Linked DNA regions of Homo sapiens: all the other regions are linked to region 3. A link is a loop called in an ENCODE intact Hi-C map of the cell type or tissue named here. Cell type or tissue: PC-9. All regions are shown on one strand.

Region 1 (8,000 bases), 290 kb before region 3:
TACTGTTTTTAAAAAGACATTTGAAAACTAAGTGCAGTTTTAAAAGGGCATATAACATTTTATTGACAAATAACAGAGATAGAGAAGTGAACTGTAGATAATCCTGAAAAACTATGCCTACTTCAAGTGTAACCTAACAAGTTTTTCCAAATGACCACTTTCCTTTCAGCGAATTAACAACAATCTTAATAACCTCACTAATAACTGTGTACGTTATTCTTTAAGTTAACATATGACAGTGTGGGAGGACACTCCCTGACAAAGATTAATGGACTCCATTAAGGATACCTATAGTTCCTTGCTCAGGAAGGAAACATTTTCATAGAATCTCCTTAGTTATTTTATTCACATAACAAGTCAAGTGTTAGCAACTAGCGTTACTCTCAGAGTCTAATGGGGAAGCTAAGTACGAAAATAAATGATTGCAATTCACTGTGATACATGCTGTAATAGAGGGATAGGAGGTATGCAACAGGTGTTAAGGGTAGATCAAAGTAGACAAGATGAACTCTGCTAACAGGGATTAAAGAAGGCTTTAGACTCTTGGAGGAAAAGTGGTTGTGGGAGGGGAGAGAATACTCCAGGCAATAACCTACAGAGTCACAGAAATTTGAAACAGCATGGCTTAATCAGAAAACTTTTTAAACTCATATTACTGAGGTATAGGTATACAATGGGGGCAGTGGGGGAGCGGGGGTTACAACAACATAGGCCTGAGGGAGAAAGTACACACACCCAGGCCAGGATGGCCAAGAAAACCACATTTGCCAGGTCACTAGGGGTGGAGGAAAAATATCTAAGGCATATGAGTCATGTTTTAGGATAAATGTTAAAAGTGAAATGTATATAAACGTTTCAAAAGTGAAATGTATATAAACATGAACTCAATCAGTATACAGATTGATTTTGTTAAGAGCCTGCTCTGGATCCAAACAGAGAGTGCATGGGACTTGTTGGCAAAAATCCCAGGACTGACAGACGCTGGTATCACAGAGGTCTGTGATGCAGCTCCAACACTCAACAGCCAGAGGATCACAACCACATTACTTAACCTGGACACCTCACTTATAAAGTTAGGAGGTTAGGGGAAAACCTCTCTGGGGCCTCTACTAACACAGAAATTCTAAATATAGGCTACCTTTTGACCACCGAATACCTATCAGGAACTTTACAGAGGGCTCTTGGTATTTACATATTTAACATCTAGAGATTCAACTATTCATGAATAATCCAAAGGTCATAACATGGAAGTAATCTGCTGAAACTCAAAACTGAATTGTGAACACTGCAAGGCTGATGTCAAAAAACAAACCATTTAGGTAGTAATTAATGACTCTGGCCAACTGTCTAGTATCCTAATCTCAAAAAGCCTTTATTCTGTTCTACTTACTTCATAAGCACTTCTTGGGGGAAGTGATATGCTACAATAGATTTGTAAATGTGAAGGTTCAAAAGGACCTTGTTATGTCCCTTGACAATGTCAAGTATGTCCTAAAATAGGCACTTTACATTCTCACCTCATCCAAACAAAAGCCTCAAAAGCAAGTTGCTGATTTATCAGTAGTACTTACAAGTAAAGGAATGAAAGATTTAGTTCCATTAACGAGTCCCTGACACTGTTTATATTGAGAGAGCTAAGAGAACCTATAACCAAGGAGATTCTCAGAAAATGCAGTTGTGAGCCCCCAAAATTTGAGACAGGTCTCAGTTAATTTAGAAAGTTTATTTTACCAAGGTTGAGAACAGGCACCCGTGACACAGCCTCAGGAGGTCCTGAAGGCACGTGCCCAAGGTGGTCAGACCACAGTTTGGTTTTATACATTTTAGAGAGACATGAGACATCAATCAACACATGTAAGATGAACATTTGGTTCTATCTGGAAAGGCGGGACAACTCGAAGCAGGGAGGGGGCTTCCAGGTCATAGGTAGATAAGAGACAAATGGTTGCATTCTTTTGAGTTTCTGATTAGCCCCTCCACAGAAGGCAAGCAGATATGTATTTATCTCAGTTAGCAGAGGGGTGACTACGAATAGAATGGGAAGCAGGTTTGCTCTAAGCAGTTCCCAGCTTGACCTCTTCCTTTAGCTTAGTGATTTGGGGGGCCCAAGATATTTTCTTTTCACAGAGAAAAGAATCCAAAACTGCAGAGAGTTTAAAGGCCAAAAAGTAAATAATGAATAATAAAAGCATATAATGAATTAAGCATATTGTTTAAGCAAATGCAAACTCATTCATTCATGAGACTAGGGGTCAATAAAGTACACACAAAACCACTCAACTACATTATACTAAAGTTGCACTTCTTGCATTTTTTACTCTAGTAACTAGGGAACCCTAGAAATTCCCCATTTTTTCCAAAAATGCAGGAAAATGAAAATTAACTTGTGCTGACTTATATATACATATATTTATTGATATTTATATATTTAAATACATATAGTTAAATGTAGCAAACAGTATATTTATATATAACTACACATTAATAATTAATCTAAACTCAGTTTAGATTCAACAAATTTTCCAGTGAAAAACCCTAACACATCTTTTGTGAAATATGTTCATTAGTAATCAGTAAAATATAAATTAAAGTACCATTTTCCTTCTATCTCATTAGAAAAACTGAAAATATTCACAATATTTAACATTAGCAGGGCTATAGATACAAATGTATTTTTCTATCCTGCTACTAAGACTGTAAATTAAGTACCACCCTTTAAGTTAGTAATAAGGCAGTACTTGTCAAGACAGAAATGTGCATTTTTAATTAATAATTATATTTCAAGAACTCTATCACGCAGAAATATTTATAGGAGTACACAGAGAAATGGATACAACATTGTTCATGTAAGTATAATTTGTAATAATAAACAGTGGGCAATAATAAAGCCTACCAATAAGAGAAGGGGGAACATTTATTTTAACATTTATTATGAAATACTAAGCAGGCATTCAAGAGAATAAGGAAACTCACATCATCTGATATGACTGGGTATCCTTGACATTCAGTAAATAAAACCGATTGCAAAATATAATAGATGGCATGATCCCATTTTTGCCTTAAGCCAAATTTTTTAAAAATGTGTACATCTATGTATATTTGTGTATGTGAGTACATGTATTTCTAGGTGTATTAATAGGTCTGATTTCAACAGAGGGGCATAGTAAACTCAAGATTATGCCACAAAGAGGCTATCTGGAGATAAATATCCTCTCCTTAATCTCCATCCACCCTTTTATCTCCTTCGAGGGCTTCCTTCCCCTTGACCTCACCCAACTGGAAATAAGAGAAAAGTGTGCCCCCTGGGTCTCTTGAGGCAGACAAAAGAAAAGAATGGAGAGCGTGTCCAGAGGGCAAAGAGAAGACATCCAGCAGAACAATATCAACATAAGGAAAATGAGGAGTTACAAAGCATTATCTAGAATATGATAACCTTTTATATATACATTATACAGTGGTTAATTTTTTCTATTTTTGCTTACATAAATTTATTAATTTTGATAAAAACAAATGTGTCATGAAATAAAATAAGAATTCCAAAAAACTAAAAACAAAACTAAAAAGGTCTGAAGAGTTTCATATTAAGATGAAATATCTAATTGTGCTCTCTCAAAAAACACACTAAAAATCCCACACCTACAAAGAATAACCAAAAAAAGAACAACATTTTAAAAGCTGGAAAGCAGAAAGCCAAATGTTGACTATCCTGGCTGACCTGCAAAGACAAAGTGTAAGCCAGCAGAGGAAAAAGTTGAAAACAAACCCACAGAATCCTCCTAAGGCCTAGGAGGCGGAAGCATCAGGTACTGCTGGATGCAAATGGAGATGAATGGCAGTTTGCCAAAATAAAGAGGATTAGGTAATGAGTGAGGGGCAGGTGGATTCCTAGATTCCCTTCTCTCTCTGCACCTCTGGGTAACTGTCCCTCTCCTACCGCAGCATAAACTTGCATGTCTATTCTCTAGAGAAGGTAAAACAGAGTTTCCCAATTAGGAAATGCACAGTTTAGGGCATGGTCACCACTCTAAGAACAGTGGGATTAAGTGACCATATACATGCTGAATCCTGAATGCTAAAACCTCAGACCATCTTCCCTGGATGAGCTCTCAGATGGCTGGCAACAAGATCTTTGGTCCTATGCCAGTTGTCCTATAGAATATTCTGCAATGATGGAAATGTTCCCTAGTTATGCTGTCCAAAACTGCAGCCATTAGCTACATGTAGCTATTGAGCATCTGAAATGTGGCTAGTGCCATTGAAGAAATGAATTTTTAACTTAATTATATTTCAATTTAAATAGCTACATGTGGGTAGTGGCCACAGTATTGAACAGCACAGTCCTAGGCAGAAGACAGGAGTGTACTCTCTGGGATGTCTGACCAGGCTATGAGGAAAGACAAAAATACAGAAACAGGCCAGGCGCGGTGACTCATGCCTGTAATCCTAGCACTTTGGGAGGCCGAGGCGGTCAGATCACTTGAGGTCAGGAGTTCGAAAATACAGAAACATTGAGGGATTCCCTAATAAACAGCCCACATAAATCACCCCTCAGTAAAGCCCAAAGTTCACAAGCCTCACCTACGTGCAAGCCTCTACTGGCTTTCTAAATCACCCATTTTTTATTAGGAACAGATAATGAGACTTCTGAGCAAACACTCTAACATGACATTAGAGACTAAATTAAACAGAAAAAAAAGTATACTTGAAGGAAATAAACTATTCAGGGGAAAAGAAAACTTCAAAGAAAACTATCTTTAACATTTTCAAAAAGACAATAAATACTGCAATCAGGAAACAATAACATGTTCTTGTGGGAAAATAAAATGAAGAAAGGAAATATCCAGAGAATAAAAGAGCTACTGAAAGTTTAAAACAGCAAAAATGATTAGCAAAAATTATACACGACCAAAGAGTTAGAAAATAAAGTTGAGAAAAAATCTCCCAAAAAGCCCAGCAGAAGATAAAGAGATGGAAAGCAGAAAGAATATATGAAAGGGCCAAGACACGAGGTCCCATATGCCAGTAATACAAGGGCCAAAAAGAGTTGTGAGAAATTGGAGAGGGGGAAATCAGCAACAACAATCTCAAAAAAATTCCCCGGAACCGGAGAAAATGACATTCCACATTAACAGAGCCTACTAATAGCAAAGATAATGGATGAAAACAGATGTTCACCAAGGAATACCACTGTAACTTACAGAAGAGTGGAGACAAAGAACGTTCCACAAACCTTCTAGAAAGGAAAAAACAGGTTACATACAAAGGATTAAAAATTAGACCAGCTTTGAACATCTCAGCAGCCAATACCAGGAGCAAGACAAAAACAGAACAAAAACTTTAAGATTCTAAAGAAAATTATTTCCAACCCGTCCCTGTAGCAAGTGTTAGAGTAGTTGGTAGAAAAACACTGTCAGACATGCCAGGTGTAAAAGTGACTTCCCATACAATCTTTTAAAAAGAAGCTACTGGAAAATGGGCTCCACTAAAAGAAGTAAACAAAGACTAAGGGAGATCTGAAATACAGCAAGTAAGAGATCATCATAGATGAGAGGTCAAGAAGGATGATCCTGAAAGGGAGATTTCAGGGTGACAACTATACATTAGATAGAGAAGGCATTCGGTCCAAATTCTGAGAGGATGGCACAAAAGGAAGACTCTCTGAAAGTTGTTATCACCAAAATCCTTGCTACTAAACAAACCATCTGTTTGAGTCAAGAATAGAGTGTCCAGGTGAACCTGGCACAAATCCTAATCTGTACTTGGCTTCTTGACCATGTGCTAATAAAATTCCTGCTCTCCCTGCCACATTTGGCTTCCACATCAGCTGATGACACTGATTTTATCTGTCATATAGCACTCTGCTTTGTTGGGCGTCGTGGCTTATGCCTGGAATCCCAGCACTTTGAAAGGCCAAGGCGGGTGGATCATTCGAGGTCAGGAGTTTGAGACCAGCCTGACCAACATGCAAAACCCCACTCTACTAAAAATACAAAAATTAGCCAGGCATGGTGGCATGCATCTGTAGTCCCAGCTACTTGGGAAGCTGAGGCAGGAGAATCATTTGAACCCAGGAGGCAGAGGTTGCAGTGATCAGGCCACTGCACTCCAGCCTGGGGGAGACAATGAGACTCTGCCTTAAAAAGAAAAAAAAAAAGTATTCTGCTTTGACCTAATCCTGAAATATGGAGACAACACATGGTGAATTTAGAAACAAAATATATTCCCACTGGACAGCTATACTATTCAACACCCCATTCATGTTGAAAACTCTCAATAACTGGGCTTTTAAGGAACATACCTCAAAATAATAAGAACCATCTATGACAAAAACCACAGCCAATATCATACTGAATGGACGAAAGTGAAGGCATTCCCCTTGATAACTGGCACAAAACAAAGATGCTCTCTCACTACTCCTATTCAACATAGAATTGGAAATCCTGGCTGAACAATCAGGCAAGAGAAAGAAATAAAGAGCATCCAAATAGGAAGAGAGGAAGTCAAACTATCCCTGTTTGCAGATGACATGAACCTATATCTAGAAAACCCAAAGTCTTGGCCCAAAAACTCCTTAAGCTGATAAACAACTTTAGCAAAGTCTCAGGATACAAAATCAATGTATAAAAATCACTAATATTCCTATATACCAACAATAGTCAAGCTGAAAGCCAAATCAAAAACCCAATCCCATTCACAATTGCCACAAAAAGAATAAAATAACTAGGAATACAGTTAATCAGTAAGGTGAAAAGATTTCTACAAGGAGAACTACAAAACACTGCTCAAAGAAATCAGAGATGACACAAACAAATGGAAAAACATTTCATGCTCATGGATAGAAAGAATCAATATCATTAAAATGGCCATACTACACAAAGTAATTTATAGATTCAATGCTATTCCTATTAAACAACCAATGACATTCTTCACAGAACTAGAAAAAAACTATTTTAAAAATCATATGGAACCAAAAAAGAGCCCAAAGAGCTCTTCACTTTTTGCTTAGGCAATCCTAAGCAAAAAGAACAAAGTTAGAAACATCATGCTACCCAACTTAAAACTATATTACAGGGCTACAGTAACCAAAACAGCATGGTACTGGTACAAAAACAGACACATAGACCAATGGAACAGAATAGAGAACCCAGAAATAAGGCATCACGCCTACAACTATCTGATCTTCAACAAAGCTGACAAAAACAAGCAATGGGGAAAGGACTCCCTATTCAATAAATGGTTCTAGAAGAAGACTGAAACTGGACCCCTTCCTTACACGATATACAAAAAATCATCTCAAGATGGATTAGAGACTTAAATATAAAACTCAAAACTATAAAAACCCGGAAGGCAATACTATTCTGGACATAGGAACTGGCAAAGATTTCATGACAAAGATACCAAAAGTAACTGCAACGAAAGCAAGAACTGACAAACGAGATTTCAGAAAACTAAAAACTTTTGCACAGCAAAAGAAATTATCAACAGAGTGAACAGACAACTAACGGAAAGGGAAAAAATTTTTTCAAACTATGCATCTAACAAAGGTCTAATATCCAGCATCTATAAAAAACTTAAACTTACAAGAGAAAAACCCATTAAAAAGTGCGCAAAAGACATGAACAGACACTTTTCAAAAGAAGACATACATGTGGCCAACGAGCATATGAGGAAAAAGCTGAACATCACTGATCATTACAGAAATGCAAATCAAAACCACAATTAGATACCATTTCACACCAGTCAGAATGGCTATTACTAAAAAGAAAAAATAACAGGTGCTGACGAGGTTGCAGAGAAAAATGAATGCTTATATGCTACTGGTGGGAGTGTAAATTAGTTCAACCATTGTGTTAAACAGTGTGGCAATTCTGCAAAGACCTAAAAACCCACAGACCCCTTACTGGATATATACCCAAAGAAGTATAAATTCTTCTATCATAAAGACACATGCATGTGTATGTTCACTGCAGCTATTCACAATAGCAAACACATGGAATCAA
Region 2 (8,000 bases), 230 kb before region 3:
AGTTCCCACTCTCTTAGCTAAGAGTTCACAACCTGGCTCTAACCTTTCCTGGCTTCTCTCCCAGCAACACCTGTAATACTGTGGTCTGACCCCTGGACACCATGAGCTCTCACTTGTCCTAGCTTTGCTCTGTTTCTCCCTACGCCTTTATCCTCCAGTTAGCTCCCTTCCTCTTCTGGCCAGGCCCATCCCAGAAGAAGTAACTGTTCCCTTTTATGTGCTCTCACAGGTCTCTGTACCCACAATTATATTTGAGTCCTTATCATGCTTTATTAGTTAATCATTTATTTATTTGTCTCAACTGTCTACAAACTTCTGGACCTGGGACTTCTCCCTGAACTCCTCAAGGGTAGGGTCAGGAGTTAATGTTTACATCCTAAAGACTTGGCAGGGCTATTCCATAAAGGTTCAATGAAACAATAAATGTCCTAGCCACTTTTACTCATCCTATTTTATTAATAAATAAAGACTGGAAAAATTAGCACAAGTATATCAAAACAACAAGCTTAACTAAAATCAGTTTTCTTTTAAAAGTCCCCCAGCAAATTATTCTTTTAAAAAATGTAATAAAAACAAAAATCCCAATTATTGATTTGTGCTTCCTGATAGAAATTAGTCATAACTAGCCAGGCACAGTGGCTCACACCTGTAATCCCAACACTTTGGGAGGCTGAGGCAGGCGGATCACCTGAGGTCGGGAGCTCAAGACTAGCCTGACCAACACAGAGAAACCCCGTCTCTACTAACAATACAAAATTAGCCAGGCGTAGTGGCACATGTCTGTAATCCCAGCTACTCAGGAGGCTGAGGCAGGAGAATCGCTTGAACCCGGGAGGCAGAGGCTGTGGTGAGCCGAGATCGTGCCATTGCACTCCAGCCCTGGCAACAAGAGCGAACCTCCCTCTCAAAAAAAAAAAAAAAAGAAATTAGTCATAACTCTGTTTCAAAATAACTTTTTAATTAATGGGCAACACAAGTAAGAAGAATATACCACTTAACCAAAGTAAATGTAATTGTTACCACACAAATCACTATTGGACGCCAATGGAATAAACCATGATTATTATTTACACAAGATCACAAACAAAACTACTGGCTTGAAATATGTGTTCATTCTAGGACATTGCTAGAGCCTTTGAAAAAGAAAAATATATATATTAAAAATGAAAAATTTGTACATGAATTAATGTTTCCCCTTAATACATAACACATCTGTATGTCATAGGAAGATAGTAGGCATGGTGGTAGTAAGACAGTAAGAACACAGGCTGGAAACACAATGCTAATTGTGTGATATGGACAAATTACTTAAACTTCAATGTGCTTCAGTTTCCTCATCTGCAAAATAAAGATAATAAATGTATCCGCCTCACAGTGATGCTAGATGACTGAGTTGGCACATATAAGTCCCCGGATTCAGTGCCTGGCAGAGTACATGAATGCAGAGGAATAAATTTCAAATATTTTCACTGTTTTTTTAACTTTTTAAAGCCCTTTCACACATACTGTCTTTTCTTTTTCCTCCCAACAGTGCAATGAGATTGTTTGAATAAGAAATACTCACTTTAGAGATAAGACACCAATAGTGAAGTTGTATGATTACCCTAAGATATTTTTAAGTGGCAGAGTTTGGACTAGAATCCACCCATAACCTCAACCCCAGGACAAACTGACCAAATCTCCATGGATCCAGTTTGGAAGAATCTTTTGGGTTTTCCCCATTGCTTCCTCCTGGTTGTCAGCAACAGCCAGCCTAAAGACCTGGTGGGGGCAGATGCAGACGACCATGTGTTCAAATTAAAAAGTAGGAGAAGCCTAGCTTTCACAGAAACTGACACATAGTTGGCACTCCAGAGATTGCAGCTATTGATGACTGAAACACAAGCGCTATTACGTTTTTCTCAGTTACAGAACAAGGTACTACTCCATAAAATCAAGCCTACTACCAAAAACAAAAGTCAGTTAACATTATGCTTATCTGTCATATCAAGCATATCAAAGTACAATGTGCAACAGAAACCTAAACGAAAAAGTGATGATGTATTTTTACTTACTCTCAAAAAATATGTTTTACAAAAAGGGCTTTCATCAAGTCAGTTTTTTGAAAACTAACCCACGTAGTTATACTTCATGAGATGACGTTTCTTTGAACAAATAAGTTAATGATATGAATAAATATTTCATCTTGGTAATGCCTTCAACACATATCTTCAATACTTTTCTTGGACTTAAAGTGACTTCAATCCCTAATCTCATCTACTGCCATGTACACAAGAAACACAGTTAATGAACTTTAAAGGCAGATGCAGTATTTCCAGGGAAGCCACCTGAACCAGGGAAGTACAAGAAAGCAAAACATCTCCACAACCACATCTAAGTGCCTTATCTTTCAACTTCTTTTCTTCAAATGGGCAATTAGAAGCTACGATACACCTTAAAGATCAGGTTTGGCATCCGCCCTGGCTAGGGCCTACCTTTCTTTTCGCGGCACTGCCACTCTGGCACCTACAGGCAGGCCTTTGGCGCCTGCAGGACTCGCAGGGAAGACAACCCCAGCCCCTGCTCTCCACGGCTCTCGTCGAAGCCCCGCACGTGGTGACCACTTGAGACGTTTTAGTGCATGGGATTTAACAGGGTCAGACCTCAGGTTGCGTTCCGGGACAGTGCAGCTCCCAGACCCGCTGAGGTCGCAGGAGGAAGGTTTTGACGCTCCTAGCGTAAACACCGACGGGACCCTCTTCGCCCCGCGGCTACCTCGCCCTCGCCGCTCGCGCGGCCCCTCAGCACCTGACGCCTCAGCCAGCCTCCAGGAGTCGCTTCCCCGCGCCTCCTTCCACCTGAGCCAGCGACGCTACCGCCACCTGCACCGGGACCCCAAATGCCAGGCCAGTGGCCGTTACCCGAGGTCGCGGCCCGGGGAAGGTCCATGGCTCAGGAGGAAAAGCCCGGGCTGCAGCTCCCCTTCCTGCACCTCTGAGATCCCCCGGCCGCCGCCATTTTCCTCGCGCCGTAACCCCACCTGATAGTTCCAGCCTCCCACCTGTGACAAGCAGGGCACGCCGCGCGACGCCGAGTGGGGTGCGTGGGCAAGCTGGGGCTCCGTAGGGGTCACAACCTCCGTGCGGAACCCGCCGTTAATTCATCCCGTAACGCGGAGGCGTCCGGCCGTCGCCCTAGTAATGCGTCCCGGAAGGCTACGTCCTGATTGGCTGCAGGCGCCGTGACGCAACGGCGTCCCCGGCTGCGTGGGAAACCCGGGTCCCCGGCGCCCCGCGCTTGCTCCACAGCCCGGGATACCCCGGGTACCTTTCTTTGAGAGCTCCTTTAAAGAGGCCTCGCTTATTTCCTCGTCTGGCCTCCTGGAGAGGAGGGACCCACGGAACGGTGGGGTGTAGGGGTGAGAAAACAACGAAATAGGAAATTAGCGGAGGTCATTTGTCCGAGGGAACCTAATGGTTCATTCAACCCCTAGAGCTGCAAAATGGAAAACAGAAATCTGGGAGTTTAATTTACAAGCCTAAATTTGGTGCGCGAAGTCACAGGACAAATCAGTAGTAGAAGCAGTTATAGAACCCAGGTTCCCTGATCAGGAGCACAAAGTTTTTCTAGCACACTCAGTGTTTCCCCAGTCCTAGAAAATGTTTCCTCCCAGTTCCCATAGCAATTTCATCACACTGCTCTTAAAAGGTCTCGATCACCTATCATGGTGTGTCTGTCCTGTCCCCTAACCTACTAGATTGCATGCCCCTGAATGGTGGGGACTGTGGTTAAACCCCTTTTCATTTCCCTTAAGCAATTCCCTCCTCAACTTGGCCTTCAACAAATACAATAAGAATCTTAAAAATAATAAACATAGCTACACATCACACACAGCCACTCATCAGTAGTTCATGTATGTCTATACGTTTTATCCGTTTATTCAACAAAGCACAGAGTGAATATTTTTAAAATTACAAGGTTCCTGACCTCACAAAATTTATGGTGTAATAATAATGACCATCTACATGTTGGCTGCATAGCTTCAATATAGCTAAATTATATCCCCAAATTGCCTGTAAATCAAAGATTCTTGTGCTCTTTTCCTAAATTAGCTTCATAATTTCTCTAAGTTTGTTCCAAAACATTTTAATATTTAAGATGTGCTAAAATTGCATCAGAAAGTGAAGAATGACTACAGAGAGAAACACCAGAACAAAAGTCAATTCTGCCAATTATGCCTATGACTTTAGGCCTCCTTTTTACCTTTAAAATAAGATTACTGGAATAAAAGATCTCCCAATTCTTTTTTGTTGTTGTTAAGAGTTGGCCTGGCTATGCTCCAGAACCTTCAAGGGCTCTACTGTGGTTCTTTGGGGGCTTGCCGGAGGTTCCTCATAGCCTTTGCAGCTCCATTGCAGAGAGCTCTAGCATTGTGAGGTGTGTCCGGTGATACAGCCCAAGAGGCAAGGTTGCCCTTACCGCCCTAACCACAGAGGACAGTGCTGGGCTCTTTCTTTTTTCTTTTCTTTGCTTTTTTTTTTTTTTTTTTTTTTTTTGAGACAGGGTCTCGCTCTGTCACCTAGGCTGGAGTGCAGTGGCATGATTGTGGCCCACTACAACCCCTGCCTCCTGGACTCAAGCAATCCTCCCACCTCAGCCTCCAGACTAACTGGAACTACAGGCATCTGCCACCATGCCCAGCTAATTTTGTGTTTTTTGTAGAGACAGGATTTCAACATGTTGCCAGGCTGGTCTCGAACTCCTGAGCTCAAGCTATCCACCCACCTTGGCCTCTCAAAGTGCTGGGATTAGAGGCTTGAGCCACCGCGCCTGGCCCTGAGCCCGTTCTTGATCTGAGCTACTGATCAGTAGCCACCTTCCACGTCAACTGCTAAAGGGATAGGAACAGAATTCCCAAGGGCAAAATATGCTGATTTCTAAACTCAGAGATCTGCTAAGTGTCATGCTTCTTTCTTTTTGGCAGAGGTGCAAGGTGTAGTAACATGTTTTTCATTCTGGGGAAAATGTCTTGACGTGCCCAAGATCATTGGACCACTTCAGCATCCAAAATGATGTATAGTTTACATAATGCTATTGTACCAGGATCATTCTTTGTTTTGATACATGTTCTATGCTTACACAAGATGTTGACATAAGGGGAAGCTAGGTAAAGAATATATGGAAAAATCCCTGTACTCTCTTTACATCTCTCCTAAGTCTAAAACTACCCCCCCAGTTTTTTAAATAATTATTTTAAAATATCACCAATGTAGCAAGCTCCTGAATTTTTGTGGGGTTTATCCGCGTCTGAAATGTATGTATTTCATCAAGACATCCAGAGAAGTAGTCCCCGACCTTTTTGGCACCAGGGACTGCTTTCGTGGAAGACAGTTTTTCCATGAACGGGGTGAAGGGTGAAGGGGGTGATTTCGGGATGATTCAACCACATTACATTTATTGTGCACTTTATTTCTATTATTATTACATTGTAGTATATAACACTTAAAAAGTGGTGTTAATCTGTGCTCTACTGTCCCAAAGGGACAAGTTTCTCAATCTTTCCTGACCCCAGTAACAGAGCATCACAGCTGATGAATTGCTGAACCTCATGAGCCATTGACTTAATGGTCACATTTAATAGGGCACTCTCTGTAATGCTCAGGGACACACTATGACATACAGGAAATCTCAAGTCCTAGTTCTTATTGTACTTTTGTCATTATTGGGGTACTTTCTATGCCCATGTAATTGCTCACTCCTCTTCAAAATGTGAGAGTAATAAGGGAAAATCTGTGCTCAATAACAGACCTCAGAAAAGAGCCAAGTACATTGCCGCCAATAAAATCGGAGCAAGTCTCTCCCAAGGTAATGAATACAAGCAACATGCAGCCCAGTGCCAGCAGAGGCCACAGATACTTAACTGGAGGCCCAGAGTGGCCCATTTATTATAGCCTACAGTTTATTGCTTGCAAGCAAGAATTGCAAAATTTCTTTTGCAATTCCCTCTTTGCAAAAATTTCTATGAATGAGACTTAGCATTACCTAATATCACCAGTCATCCAACGAGATTCTGAAATTCAAAAGGCATTTGAAATGAAATGTTTTAATTTCTTGAGACATGGAGTAAGCCATGTCTTTGGTAGCTGAGGAGTTTTGGTGCTAGAAGGTACAGCTTGGAAGTAGTGACAAATTTACATTAGCACAAAACAGCTGTGGAGTCTAATTATTAATAGTTCTGATTATTCTCTTTTTGCTCCATCTCTCCCCTTCCCCGTTCCCCACCCCCATCTTTTTTGTTGTTGTTGTTGAGACAGAGTTTCGCTGTTGTTGCCCAGGCTGGAGTGCAATGGCACCATCCTAGCTCACCACAACCTCGGCCTCCCGGGTTCAAGCAATTCTCCTGCCTTATCCTCCCGAGCAACTGGGATTACATGCATGTGCCAACCACACCTGGCTAATTTTGTATTTTCAGTAGAGACCGGGTATCTCCATGTTGGTCAGGCTGGTCTTGAACTCCTGACCTCCGGTGATCCACCCCCCTCAGCTTCCCAAACTGGTGGAATTACAGGTGTGAGCCACCTCGCCCGGCCCCACCCCCATCTTTATGCTGACTTGTCCGGCTTTCCTCTCCTGACTCCTGGTCTTTTGCCTCTGGCAGGGTTTAGCCAATGGGAGGCCCTGGCTGGACTCTGCAGGGTGGGCTGAGAAACAGCTCAAGGCTGCATTCCCCTGGCTCCCTCCCTGTGGGGCTGCAGGGTGGCAGTGGCTTCAACACTTCACGTAAGGCCACAGCTCCTTGTCTAGAGCCCAGCTCTCACTGGATTCTGGGACCCACTCCCCGCCTTGTCCCTTTAGGCAGGGCCCACAGGGTGTGTGATGGCCTAACTTATTGTGTCTAGCCTCAGGGTACTTCATTGCCCTCTGTTAATTTCCCTTAACGCTGATTGTACCTTTGTAGTCAGCCTTCAACTCTCTTTAATCATCCCTCTGTGCCAAGGGTGTCACTTGTTTCTTGTGAAAACCTAACTGATATATTGATGGACCAAAATTTCACTTAGGCTAAAAAGATACAACTACCAGAAAGTATGTTTAGAACCCTGGTGATGAGTCACTCATCCAACATAGAAAAAAACAATTTTATCCTATTGCTACTACTCAATACAAACCCTCTGTATCAGTAAGGAACACCTTCCTCTGTAAGTTATCACAAACTCAACTAACAGTGCAACTAACAGTGGCTTAAACCACAAGAACATTTATTGTTACTTAACTCAAAGTGTAGAGATAGGTAATCTCAGAATTAACTCTAACTTAAAAATGACATCCAGGACTCAGGTTCTTTCATTTCTTTTTTTTCTTTTTGTTTTTGTTGTTGTTGTTGTTGTTGTTTGTTTGTTTTTGAGACCAGGCTAGAGTACAGTGGCATGATTTCATCATAGCTCACTGCAGCCTGGGCCCCAGGGATCCTCCTGGCTAAGCTTTTTTAATTTCTTAGAGACAGGGTATTGCTATGCTGCCCAGACTGGTCTTGAACTCCCAGCCCCAAGCAATCCTCTCGCTTCCTGAGTATTTGGGATTACAGGCATGAACCACAGCACCCAGCCAACTCAGGTTCTTTCTCTCCTTCTGCCCTGCCTTCCTTAGCATATTGGCCTTACATTTTTATGTTTATTGCCTCATGGCCGCAAGATGGTTGTCAACAACTCCAGACATCACAGTCATCTCCAAAGGCAAGAAACAATGGGTCAGGTGCAGTGGCTCACACCTATAATCCCAACACTCTAGGAGGCTGAGACCTGCATATCACCTGAGGCCAGGAGTTCGAGACCAGTCTGGCCAACATGGTGAAACCCTGTCTTTACTAAAAATACCAAACTTAGCTGGTTGTAATGGTGCATGCCCGGAATCCCAGCTACTCAGAAGGCTGAGACAGGAGACTTGCTTGAATCTGGGAGGTGGAGGTTGCAGTGATCTCAGATCGTGCCACCGCACTGCAGCCTGGGCAACAGAGCAAGACACCC
Region 3 (8,000 bases):
AGCTAGAATGTTCTGTGTGTTTGAGTCTTCCCAGGGGTAGGGGGGACCTTCCCCACTCCTAGCCACCTGATTATTTTATCTGGGATGGTTGCAGGTTGTACCAATAAAAGTGCTGACCCACTTGGCTTCCACTTCCACCCTAGAGAGGGCCCCTTCATACACCCTCACCAGCATTAGTCTCATTTTACTGCCTTCATCTCCAGGACCCTAAGCCTCCACAATGCTTAGTAATTTCTCTATTTAAAAAGAAGAAAGTAAATGGATTACACACCAGATATGATGCTGCAGGCATTCTTAATAAGAGAACCACCAATTCCTTTCACTTATTGGGGCTCAGTTTGTTTCTCTGTAAAATGGGCCTGATATTTCCTGCCCTCCGCTTATGGCGCAGTAAGTATTGTGCAACTGTAACAAGCACTCAGCTTCCTTGACACAAAATTGCAGTAGTAAATTATCCTCTATTGGGCCTACTTGAAGAACAGTAAAAAGAAGGGGTAGGGAAACCCAAATTGATGATTTCATTTTGTTGCTGATTAACAGGAAAACATAGCAAAGGCAGCAAAGCCCTTTCTTGGTTTCTGAAAAAGAGAGGCCAAGCCTGTTCTCTTAGCAGAGAATGATGCCAAATAGAATGGTTGATATTCCATCCCTCCCTCTTTCCAGCACATTTTGGAGTATTTGTGTGGGGTCTCACCTTGCTGACATCTTGGCTACACGCACACAGCTGTGGGATTCGTGTGGCCTAATGGGGAGGTCATACTAGTCCTCTTTGGACTAGAATGTATGGTGCCCCACCTTCGCAGCCTGCCTTCTGTACACAGGGAAGCGGGCATTTCCTTCAGCATTTTACAGCTATTTCTTCAACAGGAACATTAAGAAACACCTGGGTATCAAGTGCCAGCAAGTTGCCCAGCTCTTCTTTTGTTCTTGAGACCTCCACATGTCCACACAAGCACATTCACTTACATGCCAGGGGCATCTCCTCAGTTGAACAAGTGCTCTGTTTTCTGGGTCTACGCTAGGGAAATAACACTGACCTCAATCCAAACAGAAGCAGAAACTTCTCATCGAATTCACATTGTTTTACCACCTTTTGTTTGTGTTTGGGTATTTCTAACAAGCAGCAACGAACACTTCCCAATGACTTCGGGGAAACAGGTGTGACTCCAATATGTCATTCCTTCCTTCCACAGAGCAGTGACCCATATGGTGGGGAGCGCGAGCAGGAATCACAGTGACAGGACCTGCACCAGGGGTGAGCATCTTATAGTAAGGAGGGAGGGGTCCTCATGGGGTTGCTGCAGTAGCCCATGAGGGAGGTGGTGTATGCAAAGATGGAGCTTCAAAACTTAGTAACTGTTCGGATATAGGAGCAGAAGGGAAAGGAACTTGGGAGAGGCTTGGAGATCTTGAGCTTGGGTGGCTGGAAAACTGGCATCATCCGCTGGAAGAACAGAGTCAAGAGGGGGCTGTTTGGGGAGAAGAGGGTCATGTCCCTTTTCCATGTGATGAACGGCCACTGAGTAGCAGCTGTGGCCAGCGGTGCTGTCAGACCATCCACGCTGGTTGTTTCTCTAGCTCTTGGGTCCACGGTGGCTCAGGTGTTTGTTCCAAAGGTCATAGGCCAGGCAAGTCTTTGTGCTTGGGTGCTTGGCCTCTGCTGCAGATTAGGTTCTTCAGAAGCAGATGCCAAGACAGGTTTTGGGAGCAACACCTGTGCAAAGAAGAAGGAAGAAGCGGGCTTGGGTAGAAAAAGAAGTCTAACTGAAATGCAGGCTCAACAAATGTTGGCCAATTCTGTGAGGAGCTTTGGAGCTAATATTACCTGTTCAGAGTGATCTGCACAGGGACAAAGTGCCTGGGCCTTTATTCCCCTGCTGCACCCAATCCACAGCATGGGCTATCTTGGGAGGGCATGATCTTGGGGGAGGCAGCTTTCTGCAGCTGTGGCAGACTTTGAAGGAACAAACAGCTGGAGGCAGGCTGCTGGTTCCATACCCGCAGCTGGGCAGAAGGCCCTCCGTAGAAGGCGGATCTGGGTGGTACATTTCATGTCTTCCACAGACCCCAACGCTTCCAGCCCTGCTTCATTGCCTCTCTTCAGCTTGCCATGCACTGAAGAGCTCTGCAGCCATGAGAATCCTCAGGAAAAGGACAGATCCGATGCTAGCTCGTCTGCTCCACTTCGCAGGCGACAGAACTAAGGCCCACAGAGAGGAGTTGGCTTTCTGAGGTTCCCACTGTCAGTGACTGGTGAACCCAGGACCAGCACTTAGTCCCTCTTTCTCCTCAGCCTCTGCTCGACTGGAGACTATTCTGTGGCTAGAGGTCTCAGTGGGAAGACCATGGGCCTGGCCTGTGCATGGGCTATGTGCTGTGCCTCTGTCTTCAATGACGGCAGCTTTGCTGGAAACCCTAGGGACTCCCCTCCCAAAGCAAAGAGCAAAGCTGGCACAAGACCTGGGGAGAAGCCCGAATTCAGATTCCCAGAGAGGCAGGGCCCCTCGGATTCCCAAAGCAGTTTCTTTGCTCTGATTTTTGTCCTAGGTGTAAGCCAGCTCAGCAGAGGTCATTCTGGAGTCTCCCATAATTGTTCTCACTGGACCAGGCATTGGCATGGCCAGTAGCCTGCACTGGGATGTCATAGGAACCATCCCAGGAAACTCCATCCCAGAAAACTCCCTATGGTGTATGGTAGGGCTGTTGTTGGGGATGCTCTTGGTGGCCTTCCACTGTGTCTTCCAATTCTTTCTCATGAGGCCCCATGGGGAGCCTCAGCATCAGGAATAGATGTGCTTCTCTGCAGCAGCTGCCTGGTTTTTCTTATCATGGGTGCAGTGCTGTACGTGCATTTCTTTAACTTTTGCTTTGTGGGTTGGGAAGTCAGAGTTTGATTTGAAAGTGTACAGGACCTTACAGCAATAAGGTAGCAGCCACACTGGGCTTTGTCCTCTGTTATCTATTATTTTTCCTTTCCCTCTATATTCTATTTTTTAAACTTTGTTCTATTTTATGTGGTTTTTGTAAACTCGGATACTTTCTGTAAAGATGTAAAATATAAAGAACAAAATTACTTATGTCTTCTTTGGAGGCCTTCAGTTTGTCTTGGGACGTGGCGCTGTATTTTCCTCTGTGCAACAACTTTCCAGGGACGGAATTGCTGTGGACTTCCAGGAGGGCCCAAATCTGGCCTCCCCACACTGCAGTACAAATCATGGCTGCATCTTGGCACCACTAGGAATGAGGTTGCAATGTTAATGGGTCCCTGGAGCAGACTGACTTGTTGAGTGGTCACCAAAATTCAGGTCTTCCAAGTTTTCAGACTCTCCAAGGGAGAGTCTCACATTGTCCTCACTTTTTCCTGATTATAATGAGTGGCCAGGGACAGCCAGTGGGGCCACCTCACTCCTTATGATCCAGACATGACTCAAGTTTCTACCTGAAAGCTGCCTGGGTTTTGCAAGGACACACCACCATTCTTCAAGGTATTTAAATACCTCCAGGTGGGTCAGTCTGGTTATATTTGCCTTCACTTTGATGTTTCCACGAGCTGGGGCTTTTTTGTTTTTGTTGCTCTCCTGGAGTCCTGAATGGCCCTTACGAGGCATTCTTTCCAAGCTGACACATCAAAGCAACTCCTCCTGGTATCAAGAACTTTCTCCAACTGCGTGTCCTAGGGGCGAACACATCAGCACCAGAGGGATCTGAAAAACCAGTCTTGTCCACCTTTTGGAGCTACTCTCTCTTTTGAAGAGAGGACCTCCTAGGCCAAACCTAGATAACCAGGATTTCTGAATTCCTGAGCTTGGCCCTGACAATGTACGGACGAAATTACTCATTTCCAGGTGCCAAGAGGGCCGATCACCACAAGCAGACAACACCCGTCTCTACCACAGGCGTTTATTATCTTTTGTCTTTGGGTTATTTCAGATCACTGTGAAAGGAGGGAAGGTAGCAATGAAATCTTTTGGAAATTACACATATAATGCATGAATTAACCTCTCTTAGCTTCAATTTCCTTGCCAGCCAAGGAGGGGGCGGGGATAATAACACCCACCTTGCAGAGTTGGTGTGAAGAGTTACAAGAGATGATAGCAAACATCTGGTACGACACCTGCAGCCTGCATCAGTGCTCCTTAATCAGTAACTATTTTGACCGTGTAAAATGCATACAGTCATCTGAGCATTAAGACTTTGCAAATTCAGAGAGTGGTCCACAGACCAGCACCCTCGGCATCACCAGCCGCTTGTTAGAAAGGCAATTTTCTCAGCCATCCCAACCTGCTGAATCAGAACCTGCATTTTAATGGCATTCCCCAGGTGACCTAGTAACGCACTACAGTTTGAGAACCCTTGATTTAAGGGACAGGAATTTTACCTTTGAATTTGGCGGTGATGGCATTTCTCTTGGCAACAAACAGACAGTTAGTGAGTCCATCAATCAAGTTAAGGCAATATTTACCTAACACAGCGTGCTCCTGGGCCCGAGGCTCACCTTGCTCACCTGCTCTGCTCACCTGCCTCCCGCAGTCACCTGCTCAGTGGCCAAGACTCCGGGGAGATTGCAGGCTCCTTGTTTACCAGGCAAGCACAGATAAGGTTTCTCACAGCCCCACCTGAGCTCCTGTGCCAAGGTAAACTTGCTGTCCAGAATGGCTCCCTGACTGGAAAATGTGTCAGTCTATTTATTTCTCACTCCCACTGGAAAAAAGGTGGGGTGGGGGAGTGACTGGTCATGATGTCATTCTTTCCACGGAACTTCTCAAAGGCATTGCATTTCTCGGTGACTTCCAGGCGCTGCCTGTGTGTCTGCACAGTACGGAGCACAACTGGCCAAGAACGGAGTTTCTCTTCCTTCTCTCACCATGCTGCCCCTCCTCCACCTCCTGCTGGGCCTTTTATTCCCTGTGGGCCTTGCAGGCAGCCCTAAAAAGGAACCTGGAAGCCATGAGGTGTGGGAAAGTTTTCTTGACATTTCTCCCAGAGGTGAACTGCAGAGAAGTGGGAAAAAGGGTGAAGTGATCTTTCTAAAAGCCATACAAAGAATCAACGGCAGTTGCATTCATCAAAATTCTTGCTTACATTTCTCTGGAGAAAAGCTAAGATTTTCTCATTGGGTTTCTGTCCCCAGATTGATGGGAAATGCTAGCAGACAGCACTGGAGGAAATCTGGGCTCACCCAGAAATCTGGGCTTAATCAATGATTTCTGCCATTCATCCTTTTTACCAGGAGGCTCCTACAGCTCCACATTGCTTCCATCCCAAGTCAGAGGCACTTTCTGAAAACACAAAAGTTAATAAATTAAGAGAGGGGCCTTGCGCAGGCCAGTACAGAGAATTTTCGTGAACGAAGAGATAGAAAGCCAGTCCAATTTAAAAGTATTACAATGTTTTTGATAATATTTCAACATGTAGATAAAATCAGAGACTGATACAGTGAATAGGAGTGGACCCATTTTCCAGCTCTATTCTCCAGGGTAGACTTGTAGTAACAAACAACCCCCAAACCTCAGCGGCTGACAGCACTCATCTCCCTCCCATCCTCCCATCCTCCTAGGGTTGCCTGGGGGTGTCATGCTTGCTCAGGGACTGGGGAGGACAGAAGCTTTGTCTCTGGGCTGCCATGTTGGCCAAAGTTTTTGTGCATTGGCTCAAGAGGCCAGAAACACAAGTCAATTCCAGTCACATTTCATTGGCCAAGGCAAATCTCTAGGCTGCTCCTGATTCAAAATGGGTGAGGACATAGAATCCTACTATGGGCCTGGCAGGCAGAGAGCCAGAAATATTTGGTGGGTAGCGCTAATGATGGCCACATCAGCTTTAGCAAATATTAACACATTGCCTTATTTGCTTCATGTCTTTTTACTTCAAAGAAAGTAAATATCAGCGATACAATTGAGTTCCTCTCTGTACACCTCCCTCATCCCATTTTCTTCCCTCATTTCCCAGAGCTAAGCACTGTTTTGAGATCAGTGTTAATCATCTTCACATGTGTTTTTATACTTTTACTATTTTTACTACATTTTTTATGTATCACAGACATTGCAAAGGATTATTATGCCAGCTTTTAAATTTTATATAGTGTATAATCATATCTGTAGTATCACTATCTTCTGCAATATTCATTTCTCCCTTAGCATTACAATTGTGAGATTTTTATCTATGCTGACACATACTGTGTTGTATTCCATTGTATAACTCTAATACAATTTAATTATTCTCTTGTGGATGGACATTTAAGCTGTTTCCAGTACTGCAGTGAATATCTTAATACATGTCTTCTTGACTATATGCCTAGGAGTGGAATTTCTGGACATGATCATCTTCATTAGTTGTTGCCAAATTGCTCTCTGGAGTACTTGGATCAACTTACAGTTCCACTAGCAGTGAATGAGACTCCATGATTTAACATCTTTCCCAACACTTGGCATTGACATACACTTTTGCTATCTGGTGGGTGTGAATGGTATCTCATTGTTGTTTGGATTTGTACTTCTTTAATAGTGAAAGTAAGCATCTTTTTATATTTTTATTGACCTGGAGTTTTTCTGTGAATTGATAGTTTTGTCCATTTTCCCCCATATGTTGTCTTTTTCTTATTAATTAGAGATATCGCTTTGCATATTGTATTCATTGCAAATATTATCTTCCAGTCTATGGCTTGGTTTTCACTTTGTTCTCATGGCCTTTGTTGTACAAAAGTGAGTTTTAATGTACTAGTCCACATTACCACTTTTAAAATTAAACTTACCCCAAGTTTCTATTTTCAGTGTTTTTAAATGAACTCTTCATCTTAAAGTCACAAAGAATTACAAAGAATTTTTCTATGTCTTCATCTTCTGTTTTAAAGTTGTGCTTTTTTTTTTAAGTTTTTAAGTTTTAAAGTTGTGCTTTTTTTTTTTTTTAAGATCACCCAGGAATGATCTGATGTAGAAATCTACTATTTTCCATATGGATAAAGGTTGCTCCTAGCACTCATTTATCAGATAGAATACCCTTTCCCCACTGGCGTGTAACATCATCTCTGCCCCATCTTCTTTCCAAACATGGGCAGGCCAGTGACTGGGCCCTTTATTCTGCTCCCTTACTTATCCTTGTGCGCAGACTATATTGTCTTCTTTTCTAAATATTTTGATAATAAATCTTGATATCTGGTAGGGCAAGTTCTTCCACCTTGTACTTTTTCAAAATTGTTTCTCAGTTATTCTTGGCCCTTTGTGCTTCCAAGGGAATTTTGAGATCAGATTGTCTAGTTCAAAACAAAGCAGAACAAAACCAAACACAATCCAAACCCAACCAAAAAAAAAAAAAAAAAAAAGCTGTGTTAGACTTCAGCTGAAATTGTATAATTGATTTGGGAACAATTGACATCTTTATTATTTTACATCTTCCTTTTTATTTGTTTCCTTTTATCTGGCGTGTTCTCATGCTTTCCAAGCCCTCCATAAGATCCTGAATTTCGTCCTCTTCTTCCCTCTCTAACTCTTCTTACTTTGACCCAAACATGACTGACTTTCTATTTCCTGTTTTGGCTTCAGTATCTTTCCTTACTATACCATCCATCTCTTTCAAAAGTCTCCTAATTCTTTTAACTCTTTTCAGATGTGCAAAAGGTGAAGCCCAGACGCATGTCATAATGATAGGAGGGGAAGGGAGTTCTGGCAGCCTCCTGTGAGGAGATAGGAAGGCGTAATTCCACATGGGGGGTGCACAATAATCTCTCTGAGCTTCAGGATGTAGTATGTGCAGTGGTTAACAGCCCAGCCTGCTCGGTTTGAATTCCAGCTCTATCGTTTACCAACTCTGATCTTGGGTAAATTATATAACCTCAGCATGCCTCAGTTTTCCCTTCTGTAATGCAGGGATGAAAATGTTAATTCTCTCACTGTGTAACTGTGGAAAATAAATGAGCTAAAGTATGTAAAGTACTGGCCGGGCACGGTGGCTCACACCTGTAATCCCAGCACTTTGGGAGGCCGAGGCAGGTGAATCACAAGGCC

What was found. Peaks named below come from ENCODE experiments on the same cell type or tissue, not always from the same donor. Only the 100,000 strongest peaks of a DNase experiment are listed, where the experiment ranks them.
Region 1: it touches region 3 in a loop (3-fold over the local background); 2 of 110 quality-filtered maps call a loop at or near these places.
Region 2: it touches region 3 in a loop (8-fold over the local background); 12 of 110 quality-filtered maps call a loop at or near these places.

Annotation. Positions count from the first base shown.
Region 1 is chr2:30,507,728-30,515,727 of GRCh38, reverse strand. The region is part of intron 1 of LCLAT1 (lysocardiolipin acyltransferase 1); the gene reads right to left. Among named protein-coding and RNA genes, the nearest start is that of LCLAT1, 64 kb to the right of the region's middle. In PC-9, no CTCF peak of the experiment used is centred here; DNase peaks (open chromatin) are centred at 747, 3,037 and 4,447; H3K4me3 peaks cover 365 bases; H3K27ac peaks cover 2,772 bases.
Region 2 is chr2:30,442,424-30,450,423 of GRCh38, reverse strand. It overlaps LCLAT1 (lysocardiolipin acyltransferase 1), which reads right to left and starts at 3,178. Exons shown (of 6, transcript NM_001002257.3): 1 at 3,041-3,178. RefSeq lists enhancers at 2,014-2,750, 2,948-3,067, 3,278-3,337, 3,378-3,447, 2,751-3,488 and 1 more. In PC-9, no CTCF peak of the experiment used is centred here; a DNase peak (open chromatin) is centred at 3,203; H3K4me3 peaks cover 2,622 bases; H3K27ac peaks cover 1,233 bases.
Region 3 is chr2:30,214,611-30,222,610 of GRCh38, reverse strand. No RefSeq gene overlaps it. Among named protein-coding and RNA genes, the nearest start is that of LBH, 13 kb to the left of the region's middle. RefSeq lists an enhancer at 3,471-4,670. In PC-9, no CTCF peak of the experiment used is centred here; DNase peaks (open chromatin) are centred at 3,630 and 4,540; H3K4me3 peaks cover 757 bases; H3K27ac peaks cover 2,983 bases.